2 separate regions of the Mus musculus genome follow, and region 2 is linked to region 1. Evidence: chromatin loops called from intact Hi-C (ENCODE). Cell type or tissue: heart. All regions are shown on one strand. Links, peaks and the distances in the headings refer to the core of each region. The heading gives the core; the rest is flanking DNA.

Region 1 (6,173 bases), core at 810-5,809:
GAGGGAGGAGGGAAGGGGAGGATTAAATCTTGGTGGAGCATGGCCAGATGAGAAGTCCCGTTTGGGGGGCCTATACGTCCTAAACAGTCAGTGTTGGCAAATGGTCGCGACTGAGGCTGGTTGTCTAAGTAAGGTCTGGGCGGTGGAGCCTGAAGACTTCTAACACCAAAACCCAATTTAATGTTATTTCAGCTCAGTCCAGATGACAGCAGATGGCTGTAGAGCTAGTGTACCTGAAATTCTGTTTGCTCTCAGTGCAGCAGAGCACAACTCCGATAGTAGCGGGCTTTAGATAATCCGATGTCTTTCTCAGGATTTAGCTTCATGCCTCCGAGATTAGCACAGCATTCGGCATTTCGCTGGAAGTAGACTCAGACACTTCTGCTCCTGGCCTTGGAGGCTTCTGTTACTGTTTTAAAATGAGATTCATGAAACTGGAAGCTTCCCTGAAGGCGAGGTCCAAACCTTGAGGACAGAATCCCAGCATTTGTGACCAGACACCCAGGACGCTGCCCGGGATAGCTCAGGCATTGCTAACTGTGTCAAGAGATGACAGAGTCACAAGGACTCAGAGCTAACAGGGAATGCTTGAGACAGTAGAGGAAACTCTTTACAGCATAAAACAGTTCACCGCCCAAATAGAGTCTCTGGGCCCTGAGGAGCTGGTATTTCTTGGTGTTGAACACACAGAAAGGAAAGCAAGAGGATCACATGACACCTGGCTCTGCTCGCTCAACAGACAGCTCCCACAGCCAGGATCAGACTACGGGGGCGTCAATATAGCCTTCCCAAATTCTTAGGTTAGAAATCGAATCCTCAAATTCATATGTTGATGCTATTTGGAGGCGGGACCTTTGGGAGGTAATTAGGGTTGGATGAGTTCACGGGTGGAGGAGGCCCCATGGTGGCATCAGTGGCTTTACCAAGAGGAGAAATTGAGTTGGCACACTTGCCCTTCCACTCTGTCACAGTGCAGCACGGAGGCCCTGACCAAATGCTGGCAGCATCCCTTGAAGTGTCCGGCCCTCCAAACTGTGTGCACAACAATTTTTTTCTTTATAAATTACATAGATTATGGGGCTAGGAAGGTGGCTCCCGTGAGTAAGAGTGCTCCCAATGCATGCAGGACTTGAGTTCAAATCCTAAGAGTCCCTGTGAAAAGGCAAGATGGGGTCCCTAGACACTGGCATGGTAGATACATGCATGTATCTGGTGTTTCTGGAATGAATTGATATAGTCACAAGTATAATTATTTATCAGTTTGTGCTTCCCAGAATGTTGGCAGATGGCTTCTTTTCGAGTATAAATAAGACGCAGAATCTTTGTACTTCAGTCTTTATACTTGAAATGACTGTTGGCTTTCAAAACATGCAATTCAAGGTTGGACACACCCTGTAGGCTTCTGTTCTATATAATCTAGAACAGGGTGCTGAGAAGAGGGGAGGGGAGGGGAGGGGAGGGGAGGGGAGGGGAGGGGAGGGGAGGGGAGAGAGACCGAAGTGCAGCCGCTGTCTTGGTTTCCATGTTTCTCTTGGCTCACTCACTCTGGGAGAATGGAGCCACCAAGTCTTGAAGACAGGCAGGCAGAGAGTAAGAGGCTGGGCCGCGAGGAGCTGTGTGTCCCTGGGCAGTCGCCAGAAAGGAACTAAGCTTGTAGCGACCACATGACTGAGTTTGCAGGCAGGTCCTTCCCCAGCAGTCTTGGTCTAACTTCAGTCTCAGCGAATGAATGATTCAGCTGAGACCACAGGCCAGAGCCGCCAGAGAAGGCAAGCCAGGTTTCTAACCAGCAGAGCTGAGAGATGACACCCAATGTTTTAAATTGCCGAGTTTAAGAGTAGTTCACTATACAATAATCAAAACAAACAAACAAACAAACAAACAGGCATTTCCTTTCTTGGTTTTGCATTTTTCCTAGGGGAAAAAAGTGAATGAGTGCTTTCACCAGAGGCCTCCAGGAAGGCTCAGCTCCAGGAGACAAAACCCAGGCAAACAATCAGCTTAAAGGAAGCTTCCCTTGAGGCCTGGGGAGAGATGCGTGGGGCTGAGAAAACTTTTCCAGGCTGTGGGAAGAGCTGCTGTGGACTCTGAACTTATCCTTGCTCCTTCCTGAACACCATTTCGAGAACATCTCTGGTGCGGATGTTAACCAGACGAACCGTACAAGCCATGCACCTCCAAGTGGAGGTTCCTCTGGCTGTTCTGAAACTTCGGGGAACAGAATGACTTTTTCAGGACTCTGGCTTTTCAGGTGAGACAGTTCCTGATGATGCTTTTTGGAGTAAGGGCTGAACAGGCACCAGGTACTGGTTTCTCATGTGCTCCTTGTTAGTCACACCTCACCCTGTGTAGAGTACAAACACTCCCAAGTCATGAACAACAGCATCCCACAAGGATGCAGGAGAACACAATCCCGTTTGGTTTTTCAAACAAACTCATTCATTGGTGGGTACAGAATTGCAGACTCCCTGATACTCGTGTGCACACCCCAAGATGAGGTCCCCTGCTCCAGGAAACCTGTAACTAAAAGCACTAGTTTCCTGAAGCTGGCTGAACTGGGTAAGGGTTTTCTATTGCCTTTGAAGTGCAGATCTGGAACCTCTGGGGAGCTTCTATTTTAAAGATACAAGAAGAATAAGGCTGTTTCCTTCCTTTTAGAAGACCGACAGGTATAAACAAACCAGGAGGGGTGGGGGCGGGCTGCCTGGTCTCTGAGGTCAGGAGCCAGCAACAGGAGCGGAGAAGCATCCCTCTGCAATGCATGACTGCGAAGTATGCAAAATCATGCCAAGTTAATTTGGTGCAGCTGGGGAGGATGGGCGGCTCTGTCAGAGTCTGTTGTTTGTGAGCCAAGCACCTCATTTCTCCAGCTGTTCATGAGCGTGTGTGTGTGTGTGTGTGTGTGTGTGTGTGTGTGTGTGTCCTAAAGGAAACAAAGATGTAGAGGAAATGAAGACGTTAGAGCCAGAAGCCAGTTTCTGCCAACAGGAACAAAGGGGACGATTGTGCTTCTCATTCGGAGGCCACACTGTCAAGAGGCACGAGACACCAATACGCACTGAGACTGTATGAGGGCCCCCGCCAAGGGAACGTCCAGATACACTCTTTCACAACCCAGGGCTCTCAGAAAGACTGGTCAGGGCGTGGCTGCTTTCGTGGTGGCCTCTCCAAGTAAGAGAAAATGCAAATATTGTGCCTGCTCTGTAGCTTTCTTCAAACCAGTGCAAGTCTTTCTCAGCGCAAGGTCACACTTTTCTCTCAATATTAGTTAAAAACAGCCCTGGTCTTGTTTCAGGAAAGCTTCCCAGGACAGTAGCCAAACTCTTACCAAACACACACACACACACACACTCACCAGTGTGGGAGGGGTGGGAGGAGGGATGACCAATCCATGTGATTTCCTGCCGGCCTAGAATTGTGCTGGAGTCAGGAGCTTTCTCCGAGGAAGAGCCAGGCAGCATTGGAGAAGCAGTGTGGTGTGCCTGAGCTCACCGGCTCTTCCAGCACCCACCTCAGGCAAGCAGTTTAGCTGCCTCACGGTGGAGGAAATACCTACTTGGTGAGTCTGAAGCAGGACTCCAGGAAACGGCTGCCTGTGGATGAGTTCTGGACACAGAGAACAAGTCTCTGGCTTTCATTTAATCGAACTTGATCCACTCCGTTAAAAAATTCAGCAATTCAGGGACAGTTGATGAGTTCCACAGGCCATGTGGCCTCCTGAGACCCCAGCCTGGCCCTACCTGCCTTGCTAGATATGCAGACAGCTGAGGTGGACAGTCTGGCTTGCCCTGGGTGTTTCCATCCTGGTGGGGTGATGTGGACATTTTGTCCCCTCCTCCCTTTCCCTCCTCTCCTCAAGGGCGGTGTGTGCATCCATTCTCACGGAATGGTCTTGGTATTGGTTATGGTGTAGGGCGGTTCTTGGGGGTTTTTATTTTTTTTAATTTGTGTGTGCACACCTGTGTGTGGAGATCAGAGGACAACTTTTGGGGATTTGGTCTCAGTTTCTGCCCTGTCGAGAGGCAGGGTCTCTCTTGTTTCTGCCATGCTGCATACTCTGGGCTGGCTGTCCCTGAGGCTTCTCCTTCCCAGCTCTTCTCCTGCTCACTGTGGCTGGGGTAGATGACAGGGCTTCACCACTGCATCTGGCTCTTGACAGGGGTTCTGGTCTTTGGAGGCAAGCACTTTACCCACTGAGCAATCTCTCTCTCTCTCTCTCTCTCTCTCTCTCTCTCTCTCTCTCGTGTTTGTTTTTGTGAATTTGACAAAAGCTAGAACTATCTGGGAAGAAAAACCTGACTCCACCAAATTGACCTGCAGATAACTTCATGGGACTTTTTTTTTTTTCTTCTTCTTTGAACCATGATTGATTTGGGAGGGCCCAGGCCACTGTGGGCAGTACTGCCCTTAGACAGATGGTCCTGGGCTGAAAGGAAGGTAGCTGAAAGCCTGGCATGGTGGTACTTGCCTAATCCCAGCGCTCAGGAGGCAGAGGCAGGCAGATCTCCGTGAGTTTAGGGGGTCAGCATATTCTACATAGCAAGTTCCAGGACAGCCAGGACTATATAAACAGACTCTGTCTGAGAGAGAGAGAGAGAGAGAGAGAGAGAGAGAGAGAGAGAAGAAATTCAGGGAAAGGAAGCCAGTATACATACAGCACTCCTCTAGGGTTTCTGCATCAGTTCCTGCCTTGAGTTCCTGCTCTAACTTCCCTTCATGATGTAAGATAAAATAAACCTCTCTTTCTCAATGCTTTCAATCATTGTGTGTGTGTTTCTAAACAAAAGAATGTCCATAAACTTTCTAACCCAAACCTCAGTCCCATGCAGTGGGCTCTCAAATCTCCATTACCAACTGGATGTGTTAGCACAAATCTGTGATCCCAATACTTAGGAGGTGGAGGAAGCTAAATAATAAAAACCTGTTTTATTTTATTTGTTTCTTTTTGTTTCGTGTGTGTGTGTGTGTGTGTGTGTGTGTGTGTTAAAGGATAGGCATGTTAGTGTATTCCTCTAATCCCAGCACTTGAAAATGGAGAAAACTCAGGATGTCAAGGTCCTTGTCTCAAACCAAACCAAACCAAACCAAACCAAACCAAACCAAACCAAACCAAACCAAACTTACAGATGGGTCAGTAAGTTAAGGTGTCAGCCACCAGTCCTGATGACCTGAATTTGATCCCCAAGACCCACAAGATGGGGGCGAGAGCCAGCTCTGGGAAGTTGTCTTCTGACCTGCACAGGTGCACTGTTGCACGTATACAAATACACACACATACTTACTCACAATAAAAACATAAATGTGCTTCACTTTAAAACAGACCAAAAAAAAAAAAAACCCCACCTGCCTCTGCCTTCGGGAATCACCGACTACGGCACCTTCAGCTCAGCTCAGCTCTGTCTAGAAGCAAATATTTGTCTAAAATATTTCCCACTCCCAATGATGACAAGGAAGTGTGAAATTTTTTTTCACCCCAACCATTCATTTCTTATTCTAACTTGTTAAGAACCGAATTGTGTTTCTCCAGAGTTCTTATGCTGTAGCCTTGACTTTGGTTGGGACCGATGCTCTTGGAGACAGGGCCTTTAAGGGAGTAACTAGGCTATTGAGGACTTCAGAGTGGGGCTGGTATCCATGAGATTGCCATCCTCATAGGAGAAGGACTGAACTGGAGAGAAGGTTTGGTGATCAAAAGCACTTACTGCTCTTGCAGAAGACCTAGCTTTGGTTTCTATCACCCACACGGTGGCTCACAACTTCCTGTAACTCCAGTTCCAAGGGATCTGATGACCTGTGTTGGCCCTGCACACATGCAGTACACACACATACCCTCAGGCTCACACACATACCCTCAGGCTCACACACATACCCTCAGGCTCACACACATGCCCTCAGGCTCACACACATACCCTCAGGCTCACACACATACCCTCAGGCTCACACACATGCCCTCAGGCTCACACACATACCCTCAGGCTCACACACATACCCTCAGGCTCACACACATACTCTCAGGCTCACACACATACCCTCAGGCTTACACACATACCCTCAGGCTCACACACATATACATAAAGTAAAGTAGATACTTGAGAGAGAGAGAGAGAGAGAGAGAGAGAGAGAGAGAGGAGGGAGCTACAGCAGAGGCCTGTCTCTCTCTTTCTTTGTTATTG
Region 2 (6,173 bases), core at 505-5,504, 80 kb before region 1:
CTACACAGCTTCCCAGCATTGCTCTTCTCTTTCAGCACTTCCCCTTGGTCCTCCGGCACTGGCTTGCCATGGTGTGTGCCCTAGGCAAAACCCTGCTGTAGAGAGAGCTTCTGTAGAGAGCGCGTGGAAGGCTGTGAGTCACACAGTTCCTCTCTTGGAAGAATGCTTTCCTGCCCTGTTGGGCAGTTCCATCAGGCAAAGCCATTCAGCCAACAGTAAATGCTATAGTTAGGTAGTGGTGCCCTTTGATCTTTTCGATTAGAAAAATAAGCCCAAGTAACTTAAATCTAAGCAAGCCACACCAGTTAATTACTTCTTAACTCTTAGGCATGTCTGGTCTTTACCAGCTCTCTCTAACACACCACTTAAACTCCCATTTTAACATCTTTATCCCTCTGGAACCTCTTTATTCAGTAATCTCTCAGGTCATTTCCCAGGGCTTTTACTGGTTTGTTTTAGTCACGGTGTCACAGATGTCCCTGTACTACCCTGTATCTTTGGAATCATTGACTGTAACTTAAAACTTATGGCCCTTTCTTGGTAATAAAATTTCACACAATTCCATTATTTGAAGATACCATTTAGGTTGTTAAAAATCTAGGCATTTTCCAGGGGTCGAGGGTAGATAAGAAATGAAACAATGGCCGAGTGTGGATGTAGACTTGTTCATTCAGTGGCCTCCAGGCTACAAAGGTGGAGACAAAATACACTTGGAAATGGTCTGGAAAATGGCCTCATAAGAGAGTTCAAAGGTAGACACAGATCTTTGGATTTATCAGCTTGTAAGCAATAGGCAAAGCCACAAGGATAGCAGACATCCAGAGAGGGCATAGGTTTTAAATGGCATTCGGGATGGACAGAGGAAGAAGATGCAGCAGTCAAAGAGGCAGGAGATTTGGGAGAGAACCCAGTCCTCCCAAAGTCCAGGCTGCCGCTGCAGGGAAGTGAGTGAGTTTGAGGCCAGCCTGGTCACAGAAGGTGAGTAAAGGGGAGGTTTTTTCAGACCGTGTATCTGGGGGAGAACTGTTCAATGGGAAAGAGCAAGGAAGGCAGAAAAGGGGTTGTCAGAGGTCACGGTGGTCCAGGGACAGGAAAGGTCCTTCAGCTGGAAGGAAGGGGCCATTGGGAAGTTAGAAAGCAGAGAAGAGGGGGCAGTCAGTCTTGCTGCCCTGCCCCTTCTCAACACAGCAGGAAGCTGTGTCATGTGCTGAACAGGAAAGAATTCGAGTGTGTGTGTGTGTGTGTGTGTGTGTGTGTGTGTGTGTGTGTGTGTTATAAGAGCATACGTGCACATGTGTGTTCAGCTGCACTTGTTTATGTGTGCATGTGTGGTTGCCAGAGGCAGACATTGGGAGTCATCCTCTATCACTCTCCACCTTGTTCTTAAATTGAGAAAATAGGGACTGGAGAGATGGCTCAGCTGGTAAGAGCACTGGCTGCTCCTCTAGAGGTTGTGGGTTCAATTCCTAGCACCCACATAGCAGCTCACAAATATCTGTAGCTCCAGATCCAGGGATCTGACACCCTTACACAGACATGCATGCAGGCAAAACACCCCAATGCACATAGAATAAAAATAAATAAATCTTTAAATTGAAATAAATGATGTCTTTATTAATTCTTTGAGACTTTCATGCAATGTATTTTGACCATTTGACCACCCCTCCAGAGCTCCCCCACTGTTCTTCTCAACCTCCCTACCCACCCATTTTCTTTTAAAAATTAAAAAGTTAAACAAACAAACAAACAAAACCCCAGTTTGTCAACTACTCCTAGTCATGGAGCCTGCCCTTGGAGTGTGATCTGTATACCAATTGTCATTCCACTAAGGACAACTAACTTTCTTTTTTCTAGTAGCAATCAAGTGCCAACAGCCCCTCTGTTAGGCCTGGAACCTCGCGTCTACCTCTCTTTCTACATGCTGTGATCTTTATCAGGCGTGTGCTGTCACAATTGCTGTAAATTCCTACAAGCATCTGCCTGATGGCGTTGAAGTCATCGGCACCTCCGGCTCTTATAATCTTTGCATCTGCTCTTCTGCGCAGATCCTGGAGCCTTGCGGGGAGGGGTGTGATAGGGATATCTCACTTAGGGCCGAGCGCTTGTGAGATTGAGCTTATTCTCTGTACGCATGCGCGCACTCCCGCTCCAGTTTCCGTAAAGACCAGTTCTCTCACTGGAGCTTCTCAGGCCAAACCAGCTAGCTGTGAGCTCCAGCGACCTGCCTGTCTCCACCCCATCAGCAGTGGTTACGGATGTGTCATGTATGTTTGGCTTTTACATGGATGCTGAAGATCTGAACTCAGGCTCTCATGCTAGTGCAGCAAGCACTTTATCCGCTGACCCGCCTTTCCTGAAACCCAGGCTTTATTTATTTTCTCAAACTTGTATTCTCTGGACTCAGCCACCATCCCTAGCTTGGAAATGGTTGCCTTTGTTTTTCTGTTGAGACAGCATCTCACACTGTTGGCCAGGCTGGCCTGGAACTACACAGCCCAATTTGCCTTTGAAATGGCAGGGACCCTCTTGCCTCGGCCTTTTGAGCGCCAGGACGTCAGGATGAAGCCCCCAAGCTTGGCAGTCTCTAGAAACAAAAAGGAGGCATTGGTGGATTCTATGGCTCGGTGGGTAAAGACTCTTGTCACTAAGACTGAAAAGCTAAACTCAATCACTGTGACCCACTTTGGGGAAGGAAAGAATGCTCAGGGCTGTCCCAGGATGTCCACGTACACACTGATAGATTTACCCACCCCATAAATAAACAAACAAACAAACAAATGAATGAAAAAAAAATATGGTCTTCTCTTTTCTATGCCTCATATATTACATTTCTACTTTGGACACTCTGACTTGCTTTCTTTTGAACCCCAGTGGTCATGCTTAAGAAATAAAAGCTTATGTCTAAGGTCGGGCAGTGGAGCCCAATGCGGGAACTTCTGACCAGCTGAAAGCCTGGTTCTAGTGTGCAACCTGGCTTACTGTGGTGAATCTACCCAGCTCCGTGCAAGTCCTATTGACATAAAGATGGATGGCTGAGCAAACGCGATGAATCAACGAACACCGAGAATGTTAAGCTCTTCCTTAGGAAAGTGGAAAACTCCTTAGGGTAGGGAGGTCCCCCTGAGAAACTGTACTGTTCTTGATGTAATAATAGACTAGAAAGCCTTTTATAGCCGGGGTAGGTGTGGCAGCTGAGAAACGGAAAGAAAGAAATATGAGTCAATCAAAATCCGCATTCTGTATCCTTCGGCCACTGTCAATCAGATTCGGGAAAGGGCTGGTGTACTCGTGTAGTAGCTCTTACCACCGTGGACTGCAGCTTCCGGTCTGGAGGAGGCTCAGCCGTGCAGCTGTACTTCCTGCTCTGTTTAACACTTACTGCTTCACGTGGTGGAAACTTCCTCACCGGAAGAGCGGTCGGCCATGAGGAAAATGATAGGTGCGGGGCACTCAGGCCTCTCTGAATTTTAAACCTCACTCTGCTTTGCTTTGGGGCTTTGAATCTCGGCCCCAGATTCCTGCCTCAGAATTTGGGGTACTCCTGTGGGCAGGCACACCTACTCTGCTACGGAGTTTAGCAGAAGCCTGCCTGTGCCTGCTCAGGCTACTCACCACACCTCAGGGCCGGGCCCCGAGCAGCTCTCCAAACCTGATGGACAACCAGCCAGAACCTGCTTGCTGTTGGCTAGTGGCCAACCTGGAGGCCCCTAGAGCCGTGGCTCTCAAAATCTTGTTAATTGGTGTGTTCAGAGACCCAGAGCTGGAGAATACAGAGGCACATCTCAGAGGGACAGTGTTCTTACTTTAGCTAAACGAACAAGACCTTTAAGTATACAGTAGAAAATTAAGGAGAATAATCTTTAAAAATATCTTGGTTCTACTTAAAATTTTCCAACCCAATTCCACCCCTTCATCTTGATCTGCAGTCCAGGCTGGATTTGAATTTACAATCCTCCTGCCTCTGAGTGCTGGGATTACAGACAAGTGCCACCATGCCTGGCTCAACTTTTTCGCTTTTATTTCTTTTATTACATTTAGTATGTGCCCATACTGCCACAGCACACATACAGAAGTCAAAGGATAAATTGTCCTTTCAGGAATCAGTTCTCTCTTTCCACCAAGAAGGTCCTAGGTACAGACTCCAGTTTTCAAGCAGAGTAGCAAGGTGCCTTTATCCACTGAGCTATCTGGCTAGACGTTTTTCTCTTTTTCTTTTCTTTTCTTTTTCTTTTCCTTTCCTTCTCTTCTCTTCTCTTTCTTCTCTTCTTCTTCTTCTTCTTCTTCTTCTTCTTCTTCTTCTTCTTCTTCTTCTTCTTCTTCTTCTTCTTCTTCTTCTCCTTCTCCTCCTCCTCCTCCTCCTCCTCCTCCTCCTCCTCCTCCTCCTCCTCCTCCTCCTCCTCCTCCTTCTCTTTTTCTTTTTCTTTAGTATAGAATAGAGTTTATTCAGGGCATGGGGTGGGGAGTTACGAGGGTAGTAGAGGCAGAGAAAGGCAGAGGGAGTGAGAGAGTAGGGAAGTAGAGGCTGGCCATGGCCATGAGCATGTGGAGAGAGGAGGAAGGCAAGGGAATGGGGAAGGGGAGAGCAAGAGCAGGAGAGAAGCAAGAGATCAAAAGCACCATTTTTTTTTCTTTAAAAATAAAATTAGGCAGTAAAGATTTATAATGTGTGGATTGGTTGCGTATGCCTTCTGGGTACTCTTTAGAAAGTAAAAAGTGCTCACTGTCTCAGTCTAGGTTGGAATGGGCTCTTAGGTCCCATCGATCTCATTCCCACCAGAACCTTTGTCCCCTGTCCTGAGTCCTGGATTCCAACCAACCTCTCTAAGATGATTCTCTTGCTAGACACATTCTGAGGCTGTTCCTCCCGTTGCTTCCAGGTCCGAGATGGGACACCTTTCCGCCTGGATTTAGGCTGTAGTCTACACCTGTTCTCTGTGTCCAACCTCAATGCTGAACAGGCATCGAGGGGTGACAGCCATGGGGAATGGGCACTGCTGGCCACTGTCACCTTTCCTCTATGCACTTCGATTTGGAGATGTCTGTGAACACCGCTTTTGTCCCTCACACTGCTAACTCTTCTAAAACAGCGTTTTCTTTATTTACTGCTGTATAGATCACAGTATTTTCTTGCTTCTTGGAGAGATTAACCATGGACCTCTTTCTATTTTTTCTGAGATATTCTGTGTATAAGCAGGGGAATGAAACAGCTCTCCCATCTGTGGTCCTTGAGTTTACCCTCTTTCCTAACAGCCAGGAAGCAGCAGGACCCACGCTCAGGGCAGAGTAAGAGCTGGGAAGTGCAGAATGTGAGTCTAAACTTAGGCGCCTGACAAGTCGCTCAGTCCCGAGCTGGGGAGTCGCTACAATAATATTCACTGAACAGGAAGTGATGCAGGAGTCAAGGAGCGGGGAGGGCCAAGTGCATGGCAGGAGTCTGGGTCAGGGGTCAGAAATCTGCAAAGTTCTGAGCCTGAGTAGAGCTTTTGCAGAAGCAACATTCCAGGGAACAAAGGGCCATCCCTCAAGGGAATTAAAGGAAAGCTAAAGCTGGTAAGGCGTTAATACCCTTTGTTCTCTCTAGGGATGTGGCTGTGCCTGTCTGTATGGGTGGTGTGTGTGTGTGTGTGTGTGTGTGTGTGTGTGTGTGTGCGCACGCGCTCGCGCGCTTGCGTGCGCTTGCGTGCATACTTCTGTATGTGTATATATGCCTATGTGAGTATGTATATGTGTATATGAGTGTGTATATGTGTGTATGTGTATATGCCTATATGTGTACATGTGTGCATATTCATGTGTATATATGTGTCTATGAGTGTGTATACGTGTCTGTATGTGTATATGCTATGTGTGTATGTGTGTGCATATGCATGTGTATATGTGTGCCTATGAGTGTATACACATGTGTGTGCATGTGTGGGTGTGTATGTGTATATGTCTATGTGTGTGCATATGCATGTGTATATGTGTGTCTATGAGTGTGTGTATACATGTGTGTGTCTGTAGATTGAACCCAGGACCTTGAGTGTGCTAGAAAAGCACTCATCACTCAGCTACACTCTCAGCCTTGGAGTTATTGTCGCCTTAGCATTCTGTGTCCCATTCAGGAATGAATTCCTCATTCCATAGTTTTGAGTAGTTGTTACAGTGTTTTAATTCTCAAGGGTCATTTGGAA

Evidence for each region. Hi-C counts contacts between places; a loop is a spot of excess contacts. Peaks named below come from ENCODE experiments on the same cell type or tissue, not always from the same donor. Only the 100,000 strongest peaks of a DNase experiment are listed, where the experiment ranks them.
Region 2: a loop joins it to region 1, with 3 times the contacts of the local background. A loop is called at or near these places in 5 of 42 quality-filtered maps.

Annotation. Positions count from the first base shown.
Region 1 is chr12:69,499,122-69,505,294 of GRCm38, forward strand. Gm31512 (a long non-coding RNA gene) reads left to right here. Exons shown (of 3, transcript XR_381638.4): 2 at 1,919-2,251. Among named protein-coding and RNA genes, the nearest start is that of Gm31512, 5.0 kb to the left of the region's middle. In heart, for the core only: no CTCF peak of the experiment used is centred there; DNase peaks (open chromatin) are centred at 1,630, 2,400, 3,020 and 3,370; H3K4me3 peaks cover 337 bases; H3K27ac peaks cover 2,460 bases.
Region 2 is chr12:69,419,694-69,425,866 of GRCm38, forward strand. No RefSeq gene overlaps it. Among named protein-coding and RNA genes, the nearest start is that of Gm40434, 39 kb to the right of the region's middle. In heart, for the core only: no CTCF peak of the experiment used is centred there; DNase peaks (open chromatin) are centred at 3,328 and 5,458; H3K4me3 peaks cover 105 bases; H3K27ac peaks cover 1,016 bases.